Linked DNA regions of Homo sapiens: region 1 is linked to region 2. The links are chromatin loops, found by intact Hi-C in ENCODE. Cell type or tissue: B cell. All regions are shown on one strand. Links, peaks and the distances in the headings refer to the core of each region. The heading gives the core; the rest is flanking DNA. Region 1 overlaps ADNP (activity dependent neuroprotector homeobox). Region 2 overlaps BCAS4 (breast carcinoma amplified sequence 4).

Region 1 (15,859 bases), core at 4,276-12,275, 53 kb before region 2:
AACAGTTAACATTTTTGAGTACCTTTGCCCAGGTACGTTGCAGGCAGGGGTGGAGTGGGGGCATGCATTGGTCGAGTCACATATCATTACTGTATTTAGTTTGGGGAGTATACAGAAACTTAAGGTTTTTTTGTTTTTGTTTTTGTTTTTGTTTTTGTTTTAAAGAATACCGTAGCAGTAGGCAGGACAGTTCCAATTCAACAAAAACCTCTTTACCCTGGCACTCAAAACTGTAATGATGATGAACTGGTAAGCATTTTTCTGTTTTCAGATGTTCAACATCAAAATGAGAAAAGCACTAACACTTGATTTAAAAATAATTGATTGCTAGTATTTCTCTAATTTTCATCTTGAAGTTCATTACTGAACTGTTGTTAAGTCTTATCAGAATTATGCCAGATTAGACTCATAGTCAAAATGTCCTGTTAAAAACTGGGAAAATCAGAGAGTACTTATTTTGCCTGCCTGCTTTAAGTATTCAAAATATAGTAGATATGTGCTCGGCTCAGTGGCTCACGCCTATAATCCCAGCACTTTGGGGTGCCAAGGCAGGAGGATGGCTTGAGTCCAGGAGTTTGTGAGCAGCCTTGGCAACATAGTGAGACCTAGTCTCTACAAAAAAATTTTAAAAATTAGTTGGGCATAGTGGCGCACTCCTGGAGTCCCTTCCTCTTGAGAAGCTGAGGTGAGAGGATCACTTGAGCCCAGAAGGTTGAGGCTATGGTGAATCGTGAGTGCACTGCAGTCAATGAACCATGAGTGCACTGCACTCCAGCCTGCGCGACAGAGTAAGACTCTGTCTTAAGAAAAGGAAGGAAGGATGGATGGATGGATATATCAAGCCATATGCACATGAAAGCAGGTGTGTGTCTGTGTGTGTACACACTAGATGAGGATATCTATGCACCTTTTTTGTCAGATGGGTAGGTTTTATGATCCTATCATCAGTGGAATTAGTAAATATTACAAGTTGTACGTGTTTTGACTTTGACTTAAATTTTTTTTTCCAATAGAAACTATGTTCCAACTTCCTGTCAACAATCTTGGCAGTTTAAGAAAAGCCCGGAAAACTGTGAAAAAAATACTTAGTGACATTGGGTTGGAATACTGTAAAGAACATATAGAAGTAAGTAGCATGTCATTTTTAAATTTTAACATGACTCAGCTTCTGATCCATTACTTTGTGTCAGTGGCCAAGATGGCTAAATCTTAGATGTGATTCTGAATTTCAGCCACAGCAGTAGCTTCACGAAAACATTCTCAATAGCATTAACTTGTGCCTTTCTCCCTAAAATGGGCTTTTTCATTTTTGCATCCTGAAGCAGAAGGCTACCATTGAGGACTTAAGCATGTCAGGCGTTGAACTAGGTGCCGTAAAGTTGTCTATACATTTAATCCTTAGAACAACCATGGAGGCGGGAGGCAGTGTAGCAGTTCTTATCTCCACTTCACAGATGAAGAACAAATAAATAGGCCCAGCCTTGCAGCTGAGAAAGTGGCAGTGTCTGTGGGACTCAAAGCCTGTTCTCATTCTGATACGCCTGAATGTTCTGGTTGACCTTCTTCTAATTGTTGAGGCGTGCTTGTGTGGGTGCTTGTTGTCTCTTTCCTTAGGATTTGAGCATTTGTTGCCCCTTTTGACCCATCATAGACTATTACTTTCCCCCTTGTATAACAGTTTGGGCTTTATGAACTGTTTTTCAAGCTGTTTTATTCTATGAGCTTTATAACAGCTCTGTGGGATAGCCATGCAGTGGTCTCCTTTTCAACATCTCACTGTTCCAGGTCTTATGGTTTGTTGGTCAGAGCCCCTGATTGAAAAGAAATGTTTGAAGCTGTTTCCCCCACTAACCTTTAAGTTCTAGGTGGCTAGGGAACATAGCTACCTTGTTTATCCATTTAGCCCCAGCACCTAGCACAGTGTTTTGCACGTAATAGGTGATCAGTAAGTGTTTGAATGGAATTGGAAGTAAAAAAGCAAATTCATTCATACAACAGGTTTTCTTAATTTGAGTTCCACTAATAATACTTGAAGAGTATGGCATGGAAACAGAAGCTGCTCAAAAGTTGACTTCTCTAGTCACGTTGTTCCAAGTGTGGAAGTAGCCCTTCTCCAACCCCAGAGTTCAGGTAGATCTGCCCAAATGAAACAGTCCATTCACTTTGCACTCTGTGGGGTCATCTTCATAGAAATAATTAATACCAACATCACAGTACATTTCTGTCATGCATTTGATTTGTTCCTCCTATGATTATTTATGTGTAGACTTCATTTTCCACCTTGAACTGTGAACTTTTTAGGAACAAGTGGGATTTTACCCTAAGACTTTTAATCTTCCTAGTCTGGAGGGAAGTGGACCATTAAATTTTTACATGAGAGTATAAATTTAACATCATACTGCTTAACTTTCTTTGAATAGCTTTCTTTCTGCCTTTTTGGGTTTGAAATTTGAGTTTTCTTCCTGATCTGATCTCCTGCCCCCTCCCCTCGAAAAAAATCTTTTTTTTGCACAGAACCAGAAATCATATTTGCAGTGCTGTAAGCAAACATTGCTATTTTAGACACCATTCCAGTACTGTAACTGACGAGTTAGAGTACAGTACTCTAATGAAAAGTGCTTTGATATTAGTGTGTGGCTGAATTTTTTACTTAATTAGAACTTCCAGCAATTTCCTTGGAAACCTGACTGACCATCAGGAAAGTGGTTGGTTGATATAAAATGTAGACTGCAACTTCCATATGCCTTTTTATATTTAAGAGCCTTATCACTCCTAGTTTAAGTCCTTGTTGACGTTGGTTTTCCTGTGCCTCTCCCCATCTTAGTTAAGAGGTGAGATTTACATGTAAGATTGGGTTAGCGTTTATACCACTATGTTTTTGTAAACTTATTTCACTGTTTTCTAGGATTTTAAACAATTTGAACCTAATGACTTTTATTTGAAAAACACTACATGGGAGGATGTAGGACTGTGGGACCCATCACTTACGAAAAACCAGGTAAGTGGCACAGGAGACTTCCTCAGATGGCAGCATGCTTGGTATACTCCCTTTTCAGCTCTAGGCCTTTTATAGCGGTGCAGTGATTGCGGGCAAGTGCCAAACATCGAAAGTGTCAAAATTGCATTTCATATTTTCCTGACCAGTGGGAAGACTAAGAAAAACTTTTTGTCCTTTTTTGTCATTGGACTAAAACTTGAGGTGTAAGAAGAAACAAAATTTTGTTACTTAAAAGTTACGAAGCCTGCTGTATCCCACCATTTCCCCTAAAAGTGCTCTGGCTCTATTTTTCTGCATCTGTGTTGCCATTCTTGTTTTTTCTGCACAGAAAAAGACAAGACCCTTCCTTACATTTAAGCTTTTCTTATTTCCCTATGTTGATGGCACCCAACTTCTATGGGAGGCCTGGGGAAGTGACTCTGTAGGATGTCAGTGACAGAGAGATAAAACTTCTTACAAATTGGCATTAAAAACAATATTAGCACTGCCAGCAAGTATCAATAGATGATGATGATGTCATATAGGTGATATTTCCTTCTGCATAGAGAGAGGTAATTGTCAATTTAATTTTTACCATTACCTATTTTAGGAGTGATTCTCATTCTGCATTAATGATCTGTTCATCTATCGGAACATACTTTTCAGGAAATTAGTACTCAGATATTTGACTTTTTTTTTTTTTTTTTTTTTTTTTTAAATACCCCAGGCAAAGTTACTAACCAGCAGTCTTAGAATGAGAATGCTTTCCAGTGGGACACATCATTTATTTAATTCAGTTTTATCAATCTGAAAGCCTCATAGCTGAATACTAAAGAAGAGTTGAGCTTTGAGGAGAAGCAGAGTATTTCATCATGGTTCAAACCAGTATCTGAAACAAGTAGGTTTCTAGGGAGAAAAGATAATCTCTTACCAAGCATGTCAGTTCACCTGCCTTCATCAAAGGACTGACTGCATAGGTGTTAACAATCATAATTCTGAAAGTTGCTCTTTGATATCAGTATATTCTATAATGTATTATTGGCTTTTAAATACCTCACCCTCCTCACAGTCTGTAGGACATTTTTATTTAACTTCTTGATTTGAATCAAAGCAGCTATTACTTCATTAGCTCTTTTGAAGTGTTCTTGGTTGAGAAGGAACAGCAAGGCTTATAGAAGAAAGCCAACTTTTCAAATCAGTCTTTCTTTTGATCAGCGCTGAATCTGATACTACACTGTACTTTAATCAGAGGAAAAAATGGAGATTTGCCTTTTTTCTATGAAAATTTATCCATAATGAGGAAAGGAATAAAAGATATAGCTTTATCTCTTGTAATTGTCTAATTGCACTAAAACATCGTGGGCCCTGAATTTTACCGCAGTCATTCACCACATAACGACATTTTGGTCAGTGATGAACTACATCTACGACAGTGGTCCCATAAGAATATAATTGAGCTGAAAAACTTGCTACCTTATGACATCATAGCGCAACATATGATTCATGTTTGTAGTGATACTAATGTAAACACACCTGTGCTGCCAGTCATAGAAGTATAGCACATACAGTTATTTACAGCGTATAATACCGTCGTGCATTGCTTAATGATGGGATGCATTCTGAGAAATGCCCTGTTAGGTGATGTCATTGTTGTACAAACATCATAAAGGGTACTTACACAGACCTAGGTGGTATAGCCTCCTATTACCCCTACGCTATATGGTATGGCCTGTTGCTCCTAGGCTACAAACTTGTATGGCATGTTACTATAAGAGAATACTATATACTGAATACTATAAGAGTGATTAACACAATGGTAAGTATTTGTGTTTCTAAACATAGTGAAGCATAGAAAAGGTACAGTAAAAATGCAATATAAAAGAAAAATTGGTACACCTATATTGGGCACTTGCGGGACTGGAAGTTGCTCTGAGTGGTGACTGAATATGAAGGGACATTATTGTACATCACTGTAGACTTTATAAACACACTTAGGCTACATAAAAAGTAAAACTTTAAAATTCTTAACTTCTGAATCTTTTGTAATAACACTTAGCTTAAAACACAAACACGGCAACCTGCCCGGGTCCCCTTCCACACTGCGGAAGCTTTGTCCTTTCACTCTTCATAATGAATCTTGCTACCGCTCCAAAAAAAAAAAAAAAAAAAATTGTACAGCTGTATAAAAATATTTTGTCTTCATATGCTTACAGGCTTTTTCCTAGTCTTAAACTTTTTTTTTTTTTTTAACTTTTTAAACTGTTGTTAAAAACTAAGACACAGACATAATTAGCCTAGGCCTACACAGGGTCAAGATCAATGGTATTACCATTGCCACCTTCACAGCTTGTCTCACTGGAAGGTTTTCAGGAGCAGTAACACGCATGGAGCCATCATTTCCTGTGATGGCAGTGTCGTCTTCTAGATACCTCCTGAAGGATCTGGCTGAGGCTGTTTTAGAGTTAACTTTTTTTTAAAAAATATAGAAGTAAGTGGTACACTCAAATAATGATTAAAAACTCATTACCGGCCGGGCGCTGGGCTCATGCCTATAATCCCAGCACTTTGGGAGGCCGAGGCAGGTGGATCGCCTGAGGTCAGGAGTTCGAGACCAGCCTGGCCAACATGGTGAAACCCCCTCTCTACTAAAAATACGAAAATTCGCCAGGTGTGGTGGCAGATGCCTGTAATCCCAGCTACTGGAGGTTGGAAGTGGGAGCGGGGAAGGCAGGAGAATCGCTTGAACCTGGGAGGTGGAGGTTGCAGTGAGCTGAGATCGTGCCATCGCACTCCAGCCTGGGGGACAAAAGCAAGACTTCATCTCAAAAAAAAAAAAAAAACCTCATTACCAAAATCCTTGCATACTTAAGTCCCACAGTTGGCCCTGGAGAACCTGCATATACCAAAAGCTAGCCCTCTGTATAAGAGGGTTTGAGCATCCCAAGAATACTGTATCTTTGATCTACATTTGTTTGGAAAAAATCCACATATAAGCAGTTCAAACCTATGTTGTTGAAGAGTCAACTGTATAGTAAATACTAGGTGACAGAAATTTTTCAGCCCCGTTATAATCTTGGGGGAACATAGTCCCATATGCAGTCTGTACTAGACAGAAAACATCAGCACATGACTTCCTGATAATGACAGTTAAAAACCGTATTGCCAGTTTATGTATTTACTATATATACTTTTTATTTTAGAGTGTACTCCTACTTTTTAAAACAGCTTTTCATGGTAACTGGTAGCAGCCTCATACAGCTTGTGTTCACTGTGTCTCTTGATTGCATCATTCTTGTGCATGGTTTAATCTCATGGTATTTTGTTCATCATGGCCCCTAAGCATACAAAATCCATAATGTTGCCAGTAAGGGGCCATGTTGAGTGATTGACCTGGAAACAGAAGTGATTAAGGACTACGAAGGTGGAGAATCAGTGATGGTTATTTCTTGCCAGTCAGGCTTGTCCCATTTTACCATAGCTATGATCTTGAAGAACAAGAACAAAGTGACAGAAGCTGTTAAAGCATCTGCTTCATTGAAGGCAATGAGACTAACAAAAATTCAAGAAGGGCCTTTATCAGACACACACAAGCTTCTGATGACCTGGATTGAAGAGCAGACACAGGTGCACACGGTGCTGTGTACCTCTCAGCACCATGATGATCCCAAAGCAAAAAGTGTGTTTGAGGTGTTGAAAGAAAAGGCTGGACCTGGCTGTGATGTTGAATTGACTGCTAGTTCTGGGTGGTGTAAACAATTCAAGAATCGTTATTCATTACATAATGGGAAAGTGGTGAGTTTGTGAGTGCTGATGTAAAGGCAGCGGAAGAATTTTGGGAAACTCTAGATAAGCTGAGTCTGGAGGAAAATCACTTGCCAGAACAAATTTTCAATATGGATGAAACCTTTCTATTCTGGAAACAGATGCCTGAAAGGACTTTGATCCATGAGGTAGACCAAAGCAATGCCAGGCTTCAAGTCTTTTAAGGACTGGATGACAGTCTTGCTTGGGGGCAATGTTGCAGGCCACAAATTGAAACCCTTTGTGATTTGGCATGTTGAGAACCCTAGGGGCTTCAAGCATATCAATACACACACACTTGGCCAGTGCACTGCAGGAGATATAAGAAGTCGTGGGTGACCCTGCTCCTCTTTCAAGATGCCCTCCTGAATAGATATGCCTGCGAAGTGGAGAAGTAGTATTGAGAGAATAACATACCCTTCAAGCTTTTGCTTATTGTCGCTGATAAGCAAATGCCTCCTTTAAGTGGTGTTTTTCATCCCAGTATCAAACACCACCTCTTTGATCCAACTGATGGAGTTACAGCAGCTTTTAAGGCGTACTATCTGAGAAAGGCCTTTGTCCTGTCGTCGCAGCTTAGGGAGACACTGAGAAGATTCTGATACAATTCTGGAAGGATTGCAATATCTGTGACTGCATTAAGAATCTTGCTTGGGCTTGGGTTGATGTCATCAAGGAGTGTATGAATGGCATCTGGAAGAATACACTCAAGAGGTTTGTCCATGACTTAAAAGGATTTGCATAAATCACAAAGTCTGTGATTGAGATGGCAAACAACTTTAACCGGGGTGTGGATGAGGACAACAGGAGCTCCTAGAGGTGATTCCTGAGGAATTGACTGGTGAGGAGCTGTGGGAACTAGAACAAGTTCCCGCATAGGTGAAGAGGAAAGAGAAAAGGAAACTGCAGGAAAAGCAAAAGAAGAACCCTCAAGAAAATTCAGTGAAGGATTTAGCAGTGCAGACCTCAGCAAGCTCCTTAAGTCTGAAAACACGTGGCCGGGCTTGGTGGCTCACGCCTGTAATCCCAGCATTTTGGGAGGCCGAGGCTGGTGGATCATCTGAGGTCAGGAGTTCAAGACCAGCCTGGCCGACATGGTGAAACCCCGTCTCTACTAAAAATACAAAAAAATTAGCCGGGCGTGGTGGTGGGGCGCCTGTAATCCCAGCCACGAGGCTGAGGCAGGAGAATCGCTTGAACCCGGGAAGTGCAGGTTGCAGTGAGCCGAGATTGTGCCATTGCACTCCAGCTTGGGTGACAAGAGCAAAAAAACTGCATCTCAAACAACAACAAAAAAGTTTGAAAACATGGATCTCAATACCAAAAGGTTTTTATTAATAGAGAAGAATATTCATGGTTCATTATCTGCTTACAATCAAATCTATGATGAAAAAAGGAAACAAAGCACCGTGGGCTTATTCTTGGTAAGTGTGAGACCTCCTCAAGAAAAGCCTAAGGCAGGTCCTTCTGCAGTTATCCAGAAGAAGGCATTGTTACCATGGGAGATGGCAGTTCCATGTGTGTTACTGTTCCTGAAGACCCTCCAGTGGGACAAGATGTAAAGGTGGAAGATAGTGATACTGTTGATTCTGACTCTCTGTAGGCCTAGACTAACGTATGCGTTTGTGTCTTAGCTTTTAAGAAAAAAAATGTTTTTAAAGTTTTTGGTTTTTTTTTGAGACGGGGTCTTGCTCTTGTCGCCCAGGCTGGAGTGCAATGGCACGATCTCAGCTCACTGCAACCTCAGTCTCCTGAGTAGCTGGAATTAGAGGCGCCTGCCACCACGTCCGGTTAATTTTTTGTATTTTTAGTAGAGATGAGGTTTCACCATGTTGGCCAGGCTGGTGTCGAACTCCTGTCCTTGTGATCCACCTGCCTTGGCCTCCCAAAGTGCTGGGAAAGTTTTTTTTTAAAACAAATTTTTTTAAGCTTATAGAATAGGCATATGAAGATAGAAAATATTTTTGTACGGCTGTACAATGTGTTTGTTTTGGGGGTTTTTGTTTGTTTCTGAGACGGAGTCTCGCTGTGTTGCCCAGGCTAGAGTGCTGTGCTGTGATCTTGGCTCACTGCAACCTCTGCCTCCTGGATTCAAGTGATTCTCCTGCCTCAGCCTCCCGAGTAGCTGGGATTACAGGTGCCTGCCACCATGTGCAGCTATTTTTTTTATTTTCAGTAAAGGTAGGGTTTCACCATGTTGGTCAGGCTGGTCTCAAGCTCTTGACCTCAGGTGATCCACCCGCCTGGGCCTCCCAAAGTGCTGAGATTACAGGTGTGAGCCACTGTGCCTGGCCAATCTGTTTGTGTTTTAAGCTAAGTATTACTACAAAAGAGTCAAAAAGTTAAAAATTTAAAAGTGTATAAACCACAGCAAGCTGAGGTTATTATTGAAGAAAAAATATTTTTTAGGGCTCGGCACAGCGGCTTGCAATCCCAGCACTTTGGGAAGCCAAAGCGGGAGGATTGCTCGAGCCCAGGAGTTCAAGGCCAGCCTGGGCAACAGAGGGAGACCCTGTCTCTACAAAATTTACCCTAGTGTGGTGGCACACACCTGTAGTCCCCAGGACTGAGGCGGAGGTGGGAGGATCGCATGAGCCCAAGAGGTTGAGGCTGCAGTGAGCCGATTGTGCCACTGCACTCCAGCCTGAGCAACAAAGTGAGACTTTGTCTCAAAATTTTTTTTTTAGTAAAACTTGTGTAGCCTAAGTGTTCATAAAGTCTACAGTAGTGTACAGTAATGTCCCAGGCTTTCATATTGACTCACCCAGAGTAACTTCTAGTCCTGTAAGCTTTGTTCATGGTATCATTTATCTTTTACATTGTATTTTTACTGTACCTTTTCTGTGCTCAGCTATGTTTAAACATACAAATATTTACCATTGTGTTAATCATTGCCTATGGTAATCAGTACAGAAACATGCTGTACAGGTTTGTAGCCTAAGAGCAATAAGCTATGCCATGTAGCCTAGGCGTGTAGTAGGTTCTACCATCTAGGTCTGTGTGAATACACACTTGAGGATTTCACACCATGATACATTTTTCAGAATGCATCCCTGTGGTTTAGCAACACATGACTGTATAGTAAACCTGAAGTCTTTAGTAACTTCCTTCATTTAGGTTATTCTTGTTATTTCTAGCTGCAAAATGTTTATCTTCAAGTCATTTGTCTTTGGTTTAGCTAAAATGTGACTTTTTTTCCCTAAACATTGAGAAAGAACTTAGCATTTTTTTAATTTACACTGACAAAAATATTTGGTTTAAGATAGCTTTTTTTTTGAGTTTCTATTTTATAAAGTTACTATACAAAAGGGGAAAACATACTAAAATCAGTGCTTTTTTTTGAGACAGTTTCGCTCTTGTCGCCCAGGCTGGAGTGCAATGGCCGATCTCGGCTCGTTGCAACCTCCACCTCCCAGCTTCAGGCGATTCTCCTGCCTCACCCTCCTGAAGTAGCTGGGATTACAGGCGCCCACCACCACGCTCAGCTTATTTTTTTGTATTTTTAGTTGAGATGGGGTTTCACCATGTTGGCCAGGCTGCTCTTGAACTCCTGACCTTGGGTGATCCACCCACCTCAGCCTCCCAAAGTGCTGGGATTACAGGCGTGAGCCACCACGCGCGGCCTAAAATCAATGCATTATTAAGAATATCCGGGGGGGATCTGGAATCTGTTAACTGCCTATCTGAAGTGGCATTCTAATTCTAGTTTTTGTGTTTACTTTAGGACTATCGGACAAAACCTTTCTGCTGCAGCGCTTGTCCATTTTCCTCAAAATTCTTCTCTGCCTACAAAAGTCATTTCCGCAATGTCCATAGTGAAGACTTTGAAAATAGGATTCTCCTTAATTGCCCCTACTGTACCTTCAATGCAGACAAAAAGACTTTGGAAACACACATTAAAATATTTCATGCTCCGAACGCCAGCGCACCAAGTAGCAGCCTCAGCACTTTCAAAGATAAAAACAAAAATGATGGCCTTAAACCTAAGCAGGCTGACAGTGTAGAGCAAGCTGTTTATTACTGTAAGAAGTGCACTTACCGAGATCCTCTTTATGAAATAGTTAGGAAGCACATTTACAGGGAACATTTTCAGCATGTGGCAGCACCTTACATAGCAAAGGCAGGAGAAAAATCACTCAATGGGGCAGTCCCCTTAGGCTCGAATGCCCGAGAAGAGAGTAGTATTCACTGCAAGCGATGCCTTTTCATGCCAAAGTCCTATGAAGCTTTGGTACAGCATGTCATCGAAGACCATGAACGTATAGGCTATCAGGTCACTGCCATGATTGGGCACACAAATGTAGTGGTTCCCCGATCCAAACCCTTGATGCTAATTGCTCCCAAACCTCAAGACAAGAAGAGCATGGGACTCCCACCAAGGATCGGTTCCCTTGCTTCTGGAAATGTCCGGTCTTTACCATCACAGCAGATGGTGAATCGACTCTCAATACCAAAGCCTAACTTAAATTCTACAGGAGTCAACATGATGTCCAGTGTTCATCTGCAGCAGAACAACTATGGAGTCAAATCTGTAGGCCAGGGTTACAGTGTTGGTCAGTCAATGAGACTGGGTCTAGGTGGCAACGCACCAGTTTCCATTCCTCAACAATCTCAGTCTGTAAAGCAGTTACTTCCAAGTGGAAACGGAAGGTCTTATGGGCTTGGGTCAGAGCAGAGGTCCCAGGCACCAGCAAGATACTCCCTGCAGTCTGCTAATGCCTCTTCTCTCTCATCGGGCCAGTTAAAGTCTCCTTCCCTCTCTCAGTCACAGGCATCCAGAGTGTTAGGTCAGTCCAGTTCCAAACCTGCTGCAGCTGCCACAGGCCCTCCCCCAGGTAACACTTCCTCAACTCAAAAGTGGAAAATATGTACAATCTGTAATGAGCTTTTTCCTGAAAATGTCTATAGTGTGCACTTCGAAAAAGAACATAAAGCTGAGAAAGTCCCAGCAGTAGCCAACTACATTATGAAAATACACAATTTTACTAGCAAATGCCTCTACTGTAATCGCTATTTACCCACAGATACTCTGCTCAACCATATGTTAATTCATGGTCTGTCTTGTCCATATTGCCGTTCAACTTTCAATGATGTGGAAAAGATGGCCGCACACATGCGGATGGTTCACATTGATGAAGAGATGGGACCTAAAACAGATTCTACTTTGAGTTTTGATTTGACATTGCAGCAGGGTAGTCACACTAACATCCATCTCCTGGTAACTACATACAATCTGAGGGATGCCCCAGCTGAATCTGTTGCTTACCATGCCCAAAATAATCCTCCAGTTCCTCCAAAGCCACAGCCAAAGGTTCAGGAAAAGGCAGATATCCCTGTAAAAAGTTCACCTCAAGCTGCAGTGCCCTATAAAAAAGATGTTGGGAAAACCCTTTGTCCTCTTTGCTTTTCAATCCTAAAAGGACCCATATCTGATGCACTTGCACATCACTTACGAGAGAGGCACCAAGTTATTCAGACGGTTCATCCAGTTGAGAAAAAGCTCACCTACAAATGTATCCATTGCCTTGGTGTGTATACCAGCAACATGACCGCCTCAACTATCACTCTGCATCTAGTTCACTGCAGGGGCGTTGGAAAGACCCAAAATGGCCAGGATAAGACAAATGCACCCTCTCGGCTTAATCAGTCTCCAAGTCTGGCACCTGTGAAGCGCACTTACGAGCAAATGGAATTTCCCTTACTGAAAAAACGAAAGTTAGATGATGATAGTGATTCACCCAGCTTCTTTGAAGAGAAGCCTGAAGAGCCTGTTGTTTTAGCTTTAGACCCCAAGGGTCATGAAGATGATTCCTATGAAGCCAGGAAAAGCTTTCTAACAAAGTATTTCAACAAACAGCCCTATCCCACCAGGAGAGAAATTGAGAAGCTAGCAGCCAGTTTATGGTTATGGAAGAGTGACATCGCTTCCCATTTTAGTAACAAAAGGAAGAAGTGTGTCCGTGATTGTGAAAAGTACAAGCCTGGCGTGTTGCTGGGGTTTAACATGAAAGAATTAAATAAAGTCAAGCATGAGATGGATTTTGATGCTGAGTGGCTATTTGAAAATCATGATGAGAAGGATTCCAGAGTCAATGCTAGTAAGACTGCTGACAAAAAGCTCAACCTTGGGAAGGAAGATGACAGTTCCTCAGACAGTTTTGAAAATTTGGAAGAAGAATCCAATGAAAGTGGTAGCCCTTTTGACCCTGTTTTTGAAGTTGAACCTAAAATCTCTAACGATAACCCAGAGGAACATGTACTGAAGGTAATTCCTGAGGATGCTTCAGAATCTGAGGAGAAGCTAGACCAAAAAGAGGATGGTTCAAAATACGAAACTATTCATTTGACTGAGGAACCAACCAAACTAATGCACAATGCATCTGATAGTGAGGTTGACCAAGACGATGTTGTTGAGTGGAAAGACGGTGCTTCTCCATCTGAGAGTGGGCCTGGATCCCAACAAGTGTCAGACTTTGAGGACAATACCTGCGAAATGAAACCAGGAACCTGGTCTGACGAGTCTTCCCAAAGCGAAGATGCAAGGAGCAGTAAGCCAGCTGCCAAAAAAAAGGCTACCATGCAAGGTGACAGAGAGCAGTTGAAATGGAAGAATAGTTCCTATGGAAAAGTTGAAGGGTTTTGGTCTAAGGACCAGTCACAGTGGAAGAATGCATCTGAGAATGATGAGCGCTTATCTAACCCCCAGATTGAGTGGCAGAATAGCACAATTGACAGTGAGGATGGGGAACAGTTTGACAACATGACTGATGGAGTAGCTGAGCCCATGCATGGCAGCTTAGCCGGAGTTAAACTGAGCAGCCAACAGGCCTAAGTGCCAGGTTCCCTGGCGTTGGTGACATGCTGCAGCCTGGAACTCTGATATCCAGTGTGACTGCAAAGCTGTCTTCTCACTGGTACTGCCTTGTGAGTACTGGTTGGACTGTGGGGCATGTGGCCGCTGCAGTTCCAGTGGTTATTTCTAAGTCTATGACAGGACAGGCTGTTCTTGCTTCAGAACCTTCTCTGACAGACACGGTAACTAAATGTGAAAAACCAATAAGCTGGTGACTCATGAATACACACGAGGAAAAGCAGAGGTTTATTTTATCTGCCTTTTCAACATTTCTTTCCCTCTGTGAAATGATTGGTCAGATGTCTTTGAGAAGTGTTAAACTAATTCACATGGTAGTGTAGGGCCAACATACAAGCTACCAGTCTAATGTGTATAGTAGACTTTGGGAAAAGCGATTTTTTTTCATGTATTCATTCTGAATAGTTGAAATGTATATTTGTACAGTCTTTTAGACCTATTCAAGTGATGCTCATGATCCTGTTACTGTGTGCCCATCATAGATTTCTTTTTTTAGTGTTGCCCTTGCTGTGTAATAAACGCTCTATCTAGTTTACCTAGCAAAAGCTCAAAACTGCGCTAGTATGGACTTTTTGGACAGACTTAGTTTTTGCACATAACCTTGTACAATCTTGCAACAGAGGCCAGCCACGTAAGATATATATCTGGACTCTCTTGTATTATAGGATTTTTCTTGTTCTGAATATCCTTGACATTACAGCTGTCAAAAACAAAAACTGGTATTTCAGATCTGTTTTCTGAAATCTTTTAAGCTAAAATCACATGCAAGAATTGACTTTGCAGCTACTAATTTTGACACCTTTTAGATCTGTATAAAAGTGTGTTGTGTTGAAGCAGCAAACCAATGAGTGCTGCATTTTGGATATTTAGTTTTATCTTTAGTTCAACACCATCATGGTGGATTCATTTATACCATCTAATATATGACACACTGTTGTAGTATGTATAATTTTGTGATCTTTATTTTCCCTTTGTATTCATTTTAAGCATCTAAATAAATTGCTGTATTGTGCTTAATGTAAATATTTGCTTTATTACACATGACAGTCCTGTGTGTCCATTATATCTTTTGCCATTTAATGCCATAACTCTTTCATCAGAGATGGCAGCCACAGTCACAGAGGAAACTTGTGGAAAACCCAAGATCTGTCATCTGCAAATAGAATGCTTTCTCTTGAGGCACCTGGTACAAAATCTGTTTTTCTTTTTTTTTTTTTTTTTTTTTTTTTTTTTTAACTGAAAAACAAACACCCTTGAGTTTTTCAGTTCACCTTTTGTTAAGGAGCAGAGCCTGCATATATATGTAAATGTCTCAATGATAAAAAAAAAAATGTAAACATGGATTGGCATTAATTTGCAAGCAGAATCTTAATAGCCTGATGGGTTTTTTGTTTGTTTTTTCTTCTAGATGAAGTTAAACGTTCGTTTTCACCTTACGATGGGAACAACTGTAGTGCAGGCGGCTCTGCCTCTATTTGCCACTCTTGGCCCTCTTGCTATTAAGGGAAAGGCTTTGAAGAGCACAGCACTGACAGGGCTGTAAAGATGGAAGGAGCTGGTATTTTTACCATGCGTAGATTCCCAAGAGAACTTGTACTAAAAAGCAGAAAGTTACAAGGAAGCAGAATTAGGCCAACATTTCCAGCAATTAAAACAATGATGGGAAACTCCAATCCATGAGGAGGCTGGTCAGTCACCTCAAGGATAGTGGCCTAAAGAAGTCTGAAGTGGCTGATGTCCATAACTTCTGAGTCTGTTTCCAAAAGAAAGACTCTTGTTAATGCTGTTACCAGAGAGTAGAGATTTGACCAGCCTCTCCCTAAAATGTAAGCTTCTCAACAACAGTACAGGAAGAAGTGCAAGAGTAGACTAGAACCTTTAAGGAATTTGGGGCTGGAACGGAGCTATGTTGCATCTGTTGTTATACAGGTAGATTATAAGTTCTACATGCACCAGCCAAAACTTAGGACAGGATGTCCCCAAATTAAGATACTACAGATTACCAAATCAGAAATAACCAGCTGGATTTAGGCCAGCTCACATTTATTTGGAAATTACCCTCCCTGATTAACAGGCTTCTGAGTTGTACGTGGAGGACTAATGAGACTTGTACAAGACACCACGGGGCTTGGGGTCCAGGTCCCAGTTGGATATCGGAACAGACACAGATAAGTGTGTTTCCTCATTAAGGTGGTGAGAGTGTGCCTTTT
Region 2 (8,000 bases), core at 1-8,000:
TGTTTTTTTTTGTTGTTGTTGCTATTGTTTGAGACAGAGTCTTGCTCTGTTTCCCAGGATGGAGAGCAGTGGTACGATTATGGCTCACTGCAGCCTTGACCTCCTGTGCTCAAGTGATCCTTCCACCTCCTGAGTAGCTGGGAATACAGGCATGCACCACCACCCCTGGCAAAGTTTTGTATTTTTTTTGGTAGAGATGGGGTTTCGCATATTGCCCAGGCTGGTCTGGAACTCCTGGGCTCAAGTGACCCACCCACCTAGGCCTCCCAAAGTGCTGGGATTACAGGCGTGAGCCACCGTGTCCCACCTGTAACTGAATTTTCTTTGAATTTGGTCACTGTCTGTATTCTTGCACCAGACACAAGCTCCCTGAAGAGATCACAGCTCTCTACCAAGGCAATATGTGATGGAAAGAAGAACGTGGATTCATATCCTCATGTCCAACTGTGTGATCCTGGGTAAGTTACTTACCCTCTCTATGCCTCAGTTTCCTCAGCTGTAAGATGGAGATAGAAATAGCACCTCCCTTGTGGGATGTTATGAGGATTGACAAGCTGAAAACAGTGCCTGGCACAGCAGGGCTGGCTCTGTCAGCTGCCCCGTGATTCCCGCTCACCGCTGAGCACTAAGTGTTGAGTCTGTCCTGGACCACTCCATTCCTCACAAGCAAAGCTGGCTTTTCAACCGGGTGCAGCGGCTCACACCTATAATCCCGACACTTTGGGAGGCCGAGGTGGGTGGATCACTTGAGGTCAGGAGTTCGAGACCAACTTGGCCAATGTGTCGAAACTCCGTCTCTACTAAAAATACAAAAATTAGCCAGGCATTGTGGTGCGCGCCTGTAATCCCAGCTACTCGGGAGGCTGAGGCAGGAGAATCGCTTGACCCCAGGAAGCGGAGGTTGCAGTGAGCTGAGATCACTCTACCGGCTGGCTTTTCAGGTGGCCGACGCTCTTCCGCTCCATGCTCGGAATCCCTCCTGAGAGTTCCGGAGCTTTCCTCCTCTGCTTTAGCGTGGGCCCTCATCATTTTCCATCAAATCCAAACAGTTTTCTAGCAAGCAAAGCCTCTCATGAACCTGCCCGTGCCGGCTCACTGACTCAGTCAGACTCTCTGAGGCTTAATTTTTTTTTGAACTTTAAAGATATTATTTTAAGCTGGGCGTCGTGGGTCACGCCTGTAATCCCAGCACTTTGGGAGGCCGAGGTGGGCAGATCACCTGAAGTCAGGAGTTCGAGACCAGCCTGGCCAACATGGCAAAACCCTGTCTCTACTAAAAATACAAAAATTAGCCTGGCGTGGTGGTGGGTGCATGTAATCCCAGCTACTCAGGAGGCTGAGGCAGGAGAATCGCTTGAACCCGAGAGGCGGAGGTTGCAGTGAGCCAAGATTGCACCACTGCACTCCAGCCTGTGCGACAGAGTGAGACTGTCTCAAAAAAAAAAAAAAAAAAAAAAAAAAGAGAGAGAGACTGAACGTGACCAGATCATGCACCCTCTTGCAGGCCATGACAAGGAGTTTGGATTTTATTCTGAGGTCACTGAGAAGCCATCTCGGAACAATTCAAAATAACGTTAAGATCTCAAAAAGGTATTATTTTAATAATATCTAGTAAATTAGAGACGTGGTCTCCCTATGTAGTTCCCAGCTCAAGTGATCCTCCCACCCTGGCCTCCCAAAGTGCTGGGATTATGGGTGGAAGCCACTGTGCCTGGCTGTCTCTGAGGCTTACAAAGGCTAAGAGACTTGCCCATGGTCACACAGCTAAGACATGTCACAGAAGGGGCTTAGCTACAATAAAAGAGAGGGGCAATTCTTATTAAAACCTCACAATGTTATAACGATCAATATAAAAGCATAACTAAAAACTTTTCGTTTATATAGTGCAGCATGAAAATGTGGACTTTTGTGCCATGAAATACATGTGTTGTAGCATGGTCATGCGTACATTTTTGTGGCTGGGTGCCAAGGGCCTGGGGCACAGGCTGGCTCCGTCTGTGGAGCAAATGCCTCTTTCTCAGGCAGCTCAAAGGTAGGGCTGAGAGGCCAGGATCCAGTCGGAAAGCTGGCTGAGGGGGATCGCTAGTATCCACAGGTCACTTCCTGCACCGGACCCCTCGGGCCAGCCCAGGCCACAGGCAATGTCCACACCAGCACCAAGTCACCTGGGCAGCGGGCAGCCTGCCCTCTCTGGGGGCTGCGCCTCTGGTGAGTGGTGTGGCTCCTCCCATGGGGGCAGAAGCCCATGCCAGCATTCCCGTGGGGCCACCCAATATCCTTGTCCCACCTCAGCCCTCTCCACTCCATGGACCCTTTGGAGGCAGCACGGGTGGGTGAGGAACAGACAGCCCAGGGGCGCCACATGGCCAGGTCACCCTGACTGGCTGCTGCGTCTGGATGGTCACTGTTCGGGCCAGCCTGGGGTCGGGGGAGGCCTCAAACACCTGCCTCAGGGGGGCAGTGGGGTCCTGGGGGAGAGACCAGGAGAGAAACCAAAGCTCTCCGAGCCCCCGGCTGCCTGGGCCTCTCAGACCTATGCCGGGCATTGGAACAGGCCCCGGGAGAAGGGCTTGGTGGAGATCCAAGCCCTTGGTGGAGACTGGAATGTCAGCCTCTGAGGGTGATGGCCCTTCAGGGTCAAGGAAAGGAGGTGTCCACCCTGGGGGAGGAGGCGCTGAGGGGAACTGACTACAGATGGCACAAAATCCCAGCTTTGAAATAATCAAGATGGAAGACACTGAGAATGCCTGGGCACCCTACGAGGACTCTCACCTCCCAGAGAGCAGGTCCGGCGGTCAGGGAGGGCATAGAATGGACCAATGGGGTGCAGGGCACCAGCTCTGGGCCCAGACATCACAAGTTCAAATCCCAGCTCCACCATTTTCTGGGTGGGCAAGCAACTTAACCCCTCAGTGACTCGGTTTCCTCATCTGTAAAACAGGAACAATGACCACACCCTCTTCACAGGGTGGGGTGTGAGGCGACTACAGAGTCGGCCCCAACACCAGCGGTGATGATCATCATTCTGCAAGGGCCCCTCCAGCTCACACCCTGGAGCAGCCACAGCCCTGGAGCCTTCAGGTCTGCACACACATACGCACACACTAGGCTGCACCACCTCCCCCAGACAAAGCCCTTGTGGGGCCAAGAACAACACACTGGGGTTGCTGAATGACTCACCCACCCCTGGCCAGGACGCGCTTCCTGGAACAAGTCACTGCAGGTAGGTCTAGGGGGCTCTCCAAGGCTTAGCAAGGCCCAGTGTGGCGGAGAGGAGAGGGTGCAGGTCCCAGCATGCCCCAGCCACACCCCGGGGGGGGATGCCACATCCCTGCAGCAGGAGTGCTGGGGGGACCTCAGTTTCACACCCCACAGGCCTGGATTCCAAACCCAGTAGTGACTCTGGATAGGTGATTCTCCATCTCCAAGCCTCAGTCTCTGCCTCTGTAAATGGGAACACTAGCACCAACCTCATCGGGATGACTGTGCAGACTGCAAGAAGTGTATTAAATGACAGGCAGGACCCACTGTTAGGATACTTGGGTTCTAACAGGACATGGGCAGCCAAGGTCCTGTGTCCTTTCTGCCCCCCATGTGTCTTAAATTTGTTTTTTGTTTTTTTTAATTTTCAGAGATAGGGTCTTGTTCTGTTGTCCAGGCTAGAGTGTAGTGAGTGGCATGATCATGGTTCATTGCAGTCTCAAACTCCTAGGCTCAAGTGATCCTCCTACCTCAGCCTCCTGAGTAGCTAGGGCCACAGGTGCATGCCATCACACTTGGATACTTTTTTGTAGAGACAAGGTCTTGCTTTGTTGCCAAGGCTGGTCTTGAACTCAAGCAATCCTCCCACCTTGGCCCCCCAAAGTGGTGGGATTATAGCCATGAGCTACCACATCTGGCCCCTAATGTGCTTTTTTTTGTGAGACAGGGCCTCACTCTGTTACCTAGGCTGAGTGCAGTCATGCGATCTCGGCTCACCGAAACCTCCACCTCCCAGGCTAGGCTCAAGTGATCCACCCACCTCAGCCTCCTGAGTAACTGAGACCACAGGGATGCGCCACCATGCCCAGCTAACTTTTCTATTTTTTGTATAAATGGGGTTTTGCCATGTTGCCCAGGCTGGTCTTGAACTCCTGGGCTCAAGTGATCCACATGCCTTGGCCTCCCAAAGTGCTGGTATTACAAGCATAAGCCACCGTGCCCGGCCCCAAATGTGCTTTTAAAGCCGTCAGTGGGAAATGTCACTCGGGAATGGTCACCATAAGTTGAGGGAGAGGACAAAGGATGCAGTTCATGACTTCATTGTCTTTGGAAAGCAAAGAAATGGAGTTTGTCTGAAGAGGGGCAATCCCAGAGGGCTTCTCACAGGAGATGTCTTTAACTTGGTCTCTGAAGGAGCAAGAGGAGTTCCTAGACCATGAGATCTGGGAGGCCACTGTCCAGCTGTTACAAGCTTGGGCAAAACACTCACCTGGAAGCAGGCAGGTGAACAGCACATGCCTCAGGCAGGTGAACAGCACATGCCTCAGGCAGGTACAATGAGGCCAGGAGCCTGTGACTGGAAAGCACATGCCCTATCAGGCATTTCAAGTCACAATGTTTAAATACATTGCCTGGCCAAATAGAATGAGTTGACATGGGCCAAATTCTGCCCACGGGCAGAACCCCTGACACTTTCTGAAGTTTCATTTCCTCACCTGTTAAATGGAGATACTGTTAGTACCCAGCACACAAGATGGCTGGGAAAGATAAATGAATTACTGCATATAAAATGCCTAACGCAGAGCCTGGAACCTTGTAAGCACTCAATAAGGCCAGGCATGGTAGCTCATGCCTGTAATCTCAGCACTTTGGGAAGTCAAGGCAGGAGGATCGCTGAAGTCCAAGAGATGGAGACCAGCCTGGGCAGCAAAGCGAGCCTCTGTCTCTACAAAAAGAAAAATTAGCCAGGTGTGATGGTGCGTGCCTGCAGTCCCAACTACTTGGGAGGCTAAGGTGGGAGGATCACTTGAGCCCAGGAGTTCCAGGCTGCGATGAGCTAGGATCACACCTGCATTCCAGTCTGGGTGACAGAATGAGATCCTATCTCAAAAACAAAAAGCACTCACTAAATGGGCTGCTGTGATAAAGTGGAGATAAGGTGTGGACAGGTAGGAACAGTGGAGACAGGGCAGTAGAGGGGATACCTGCAGGCAGAGCCCAAGGAGCCACAAGAGGCCCCGCTAGGTGACACCTTTCCTGTGAAGGGGGCAAGTCACCAGAAACAGGCGCTCCAGGCCCGTGGCCTCAGACAAGTCCCCTTATCTCCTTCCCCGAGCCTCCGTCTTCTCACCTATAAACTGAGGGTGATTGGCCAGGCACGGTGGCTCATGCCTGTAATCCCAGCACTTTGGGAGGCCAAGGCAGGTGGATCACCTGAGGTCAGGACTTCGAGACCAGCCTGGCCAACATGGTGAAACCCCATCTCTACTAAAAATACAAAAATTAGCTGGGCATGGTGACGTGCACCTGTAATCCCAGCTACCTGGGAGGCTGAGGTAGGAGAATCACTTGAACCCAGGAGGCCAAAGGTTGCAGTGAGCTGAGATCACGCCACTGCACTCCAGCCTGGGTGACAGAGTGAGACCCCATTTCAAAACAAGACAAAAAGGACACATGATCCTTCCTTCCTTGCGGGGCCACGGAGAGGATCCCAGGAAGACAGAGGAGAGATGAGGAAGAGAACAGCCTTTGCAGGCCACAAAGAGCCATATGCAGGAGGGACGCCCGTCCCCCTTCCCCGGCTTGTTGGGCCAGCTTGAGGCTGACTCCTGCCTCAGGAAGGGCAACCTGGCCGGAATTCTAGATGTCATCCTGGGCACTGTCCCTAAGTGTGCAAGGATGGGCAGGAGGGCGGGAGCTGTTTCTGCTCACCACAGTAACCTCAGATGGCACTCAGCAAACAGTAGGCGCCCAATAAATGGTACATGAGCACACGAACCGTCACAGCCCAGGGCTCACAGGGGACAGAGAAAGGCTGAGGTGCCTGGCCGCCTGTACCCGTTTCCTGTCTGCAGAAGTGAAATGTGCCCCCCTGAACTCTGCTTCCTGCATGCTCCTCCCCACGCTGGGGTCTGCGGAGCGAAGGGGGAGAGGCCCTCCCCTCACTTCTCGGGGCAGGATACTCACGTTCCTGAAGGAGGGGAGCCCTGCGGATCCCAGCCACCTCCGCAGGGCCTGAGGGAAGGCCCCATGGTCCCGCTCAGCCTGAAGCACGTCTGCTTCCAGGAAGGCGACGTGGTGTCCAACCATCTTGACGAAGGCCTGAGGGACACGGAGAAGCCATGATGCCGCATCTGTGCAGGCTGGAGCCCATTCCTGGCCACACTCCCTGGGCTGGTGGGGACTCCAGGCCTTTCATCACTGCGACCAGCCTCCCTCCAATGGGGCTCCCTGCAAGGCAGCAGGGCCTGCTTAGCTGGAGGGGCACCTGCAGAAACCCTGACAACGGTCACAGCTCCCGCTGGTGGCCTCTTGCTTTTTCCCCATAGGGACCCTGTTCTTAGCCTCCATTTTAGAGGGGAGGGAAATCAAGGCTCAGAGAGGCTGGGTCACCTGCTCAAAGTCACAAAGTCAGGAAGTGGCAGGGGCAGGGGCGGGGGTCTCAGGGCACATTCATCAGATTTCAAAGCCTTTTTTGTTAAAAGTTGATTTTATAGAAATAGCCCAAATGCTTATTTATTTATTTGTACTTTTCATCTACGTTAAGGACACACAATTGCTCATTTTAATAGTGGATGTGCTGTATATTCGAACTCAGAAGCCACCAAGGGCCTGGCAGGAAACAAGCAGGTAAAGGGGGCCTAATGGGAAGCAGGGTCAACCAGAAAGCTGAGTCCAGGCCCACAGGGACCACTCAGCTCCAGGCCTCAAGTGCAGAGCTGCCAGTTTCAAGAAGAAAAAGGGGTGCGGTGGCTCACGCCTGTAATCCCAGCACTTTGGGAGGCTGAGGCGGGTAGATCACCTGAGGTCAGGAGTTCAAGACCAGCCTGGCCAACATGGTGAAACTGCGTCTCTGCTAAAAATACAAAAAGTAGCCGGACATGGTGGCACATGCCCGTAATCCCAGCTACTCGGGAGGCTGAGACAGGAAAATTACTTGAACCCGGGAGGCGGAGGTTGCAGTGAGCTGAGATCGCGCCATTGCAGTCCAGCCTGCGCGACAAGAGTGAAACTCCGTCTCAAAAAAATAAATAAAATTGGACAACTCAGTGGTGGCCACTACGCAGACCAGACTTCGCTCGTTCTCGCGTGCCTCGCTCCGCTTCTCCTCCGTAACCATGTCTGACAAATCCGATATGGCTGAGATCGAGAAATTCGATAAGTCGAAACTGAAGAAGACAGAGACGCAAGAGAAAAATCCACTGCCTTCCAAAGAAACGATTGAACAGGAGAAGCAAGCAGGCGAATCGTAATGAGGCGTGTGCCGTCAATATGCACTGTACATTCCACAAGCATTGCCTTCTTATTTTACTTCTTTTAGCTGTTTAACTCTGTAAGATGCAAAGAGGTTGGATCAAGTTTAAATGACTGTGCTGCCCCTTTCACATCAAAGAACTACTGACAACGAAGGCCGCGACTGCCTCTCCCATCTGTCTATCTGGCTGGCAGGGAAGGAAAGAACTTGCATGTTGGTGAAGGAAGAAGTGGGGTGGGACAACAGTGAAATCTAAAGTAAAACCAAGCTGGCCCAAGGTGTCCTGCAGGCTGTAATGCAGTTTAATCAGAGTGCCATTTTTTTCTTGTTGTTCAAATGATTTTAATTATTGGAATGCACAATTTTTTAAATATGCAAATAAAAAGTTTAAAAACTTAAAAATAAATAAAATTAAAATAAATAAAAAAAGAATTCTGGCTGGGCATGGTACCTCATGACTGTAATCTCAATACTTTGGGAGGCTGAAGCCAGGGAGGGTCACTTGAGGCCAGGAATTTAAGACCAGCCTGGGCAACATGGTAAA

Evidence for each region. A loop is a pair of places that touch in the nucleus more often than their neighbours do. Peaks named below come from ENCODE experiments on the same cell type or tissue, not always from the same donor. Only the 100,000 strongest peaks of a DNase experiment are listed, where the experiment ranks them.
Region 1: a loop joins it to region 2, with 5 times the contacts of the local background. A loop is called at or near these places in 5 of 110 quality-filtered maps.

Annotation. Positions count from the first base shown.
Region 1 is chr20:50,889,156-50,905,014 of GRCh38, reverse strand. ADNP (activity dependent neuroprotector homeobox) reads left to right here. Exons shown (of 6, transcript NM_001282531.3): 3 at 166-249; 4 at 1,014-1,126; 5 at 2,906-2,998; 6 at 10,503-15,859. The coding sequence starts at 1,019. The coding sequence ends at 13,610. Among named protein-coding and RNA genes, the nearest start is that of ADNP-AS1, 34 kb to the left of the region's middle. In B cell, for the core only: no CTCF peak of the experiment used is centred there; no DNase peak of the experiment used is centred there; H3K27ac peaks cover 1,200 bases.
Region 2 is chr20:50,840,069-50,848,068 of GRCh38, reverse strand. It overlaps BCAS4 (breast carcinoma amplified sequence 4), which reads right to left. Exons shown (of 5, transcript NM_198799.4): 4 at 6,169-6,303. It also overlaps the pseudogene TMSB4XP6. Among named protein-coding and RNA genes, the nearest start is that of BCAS4, 49 kb to the right of the region's middle. RefSeq lists an enhancer at 2,889-3,368. In B cell, for the core only: no CTCF peak of the experiment used is centred there; a DNase peak (open chromatin) is centred at 4,658.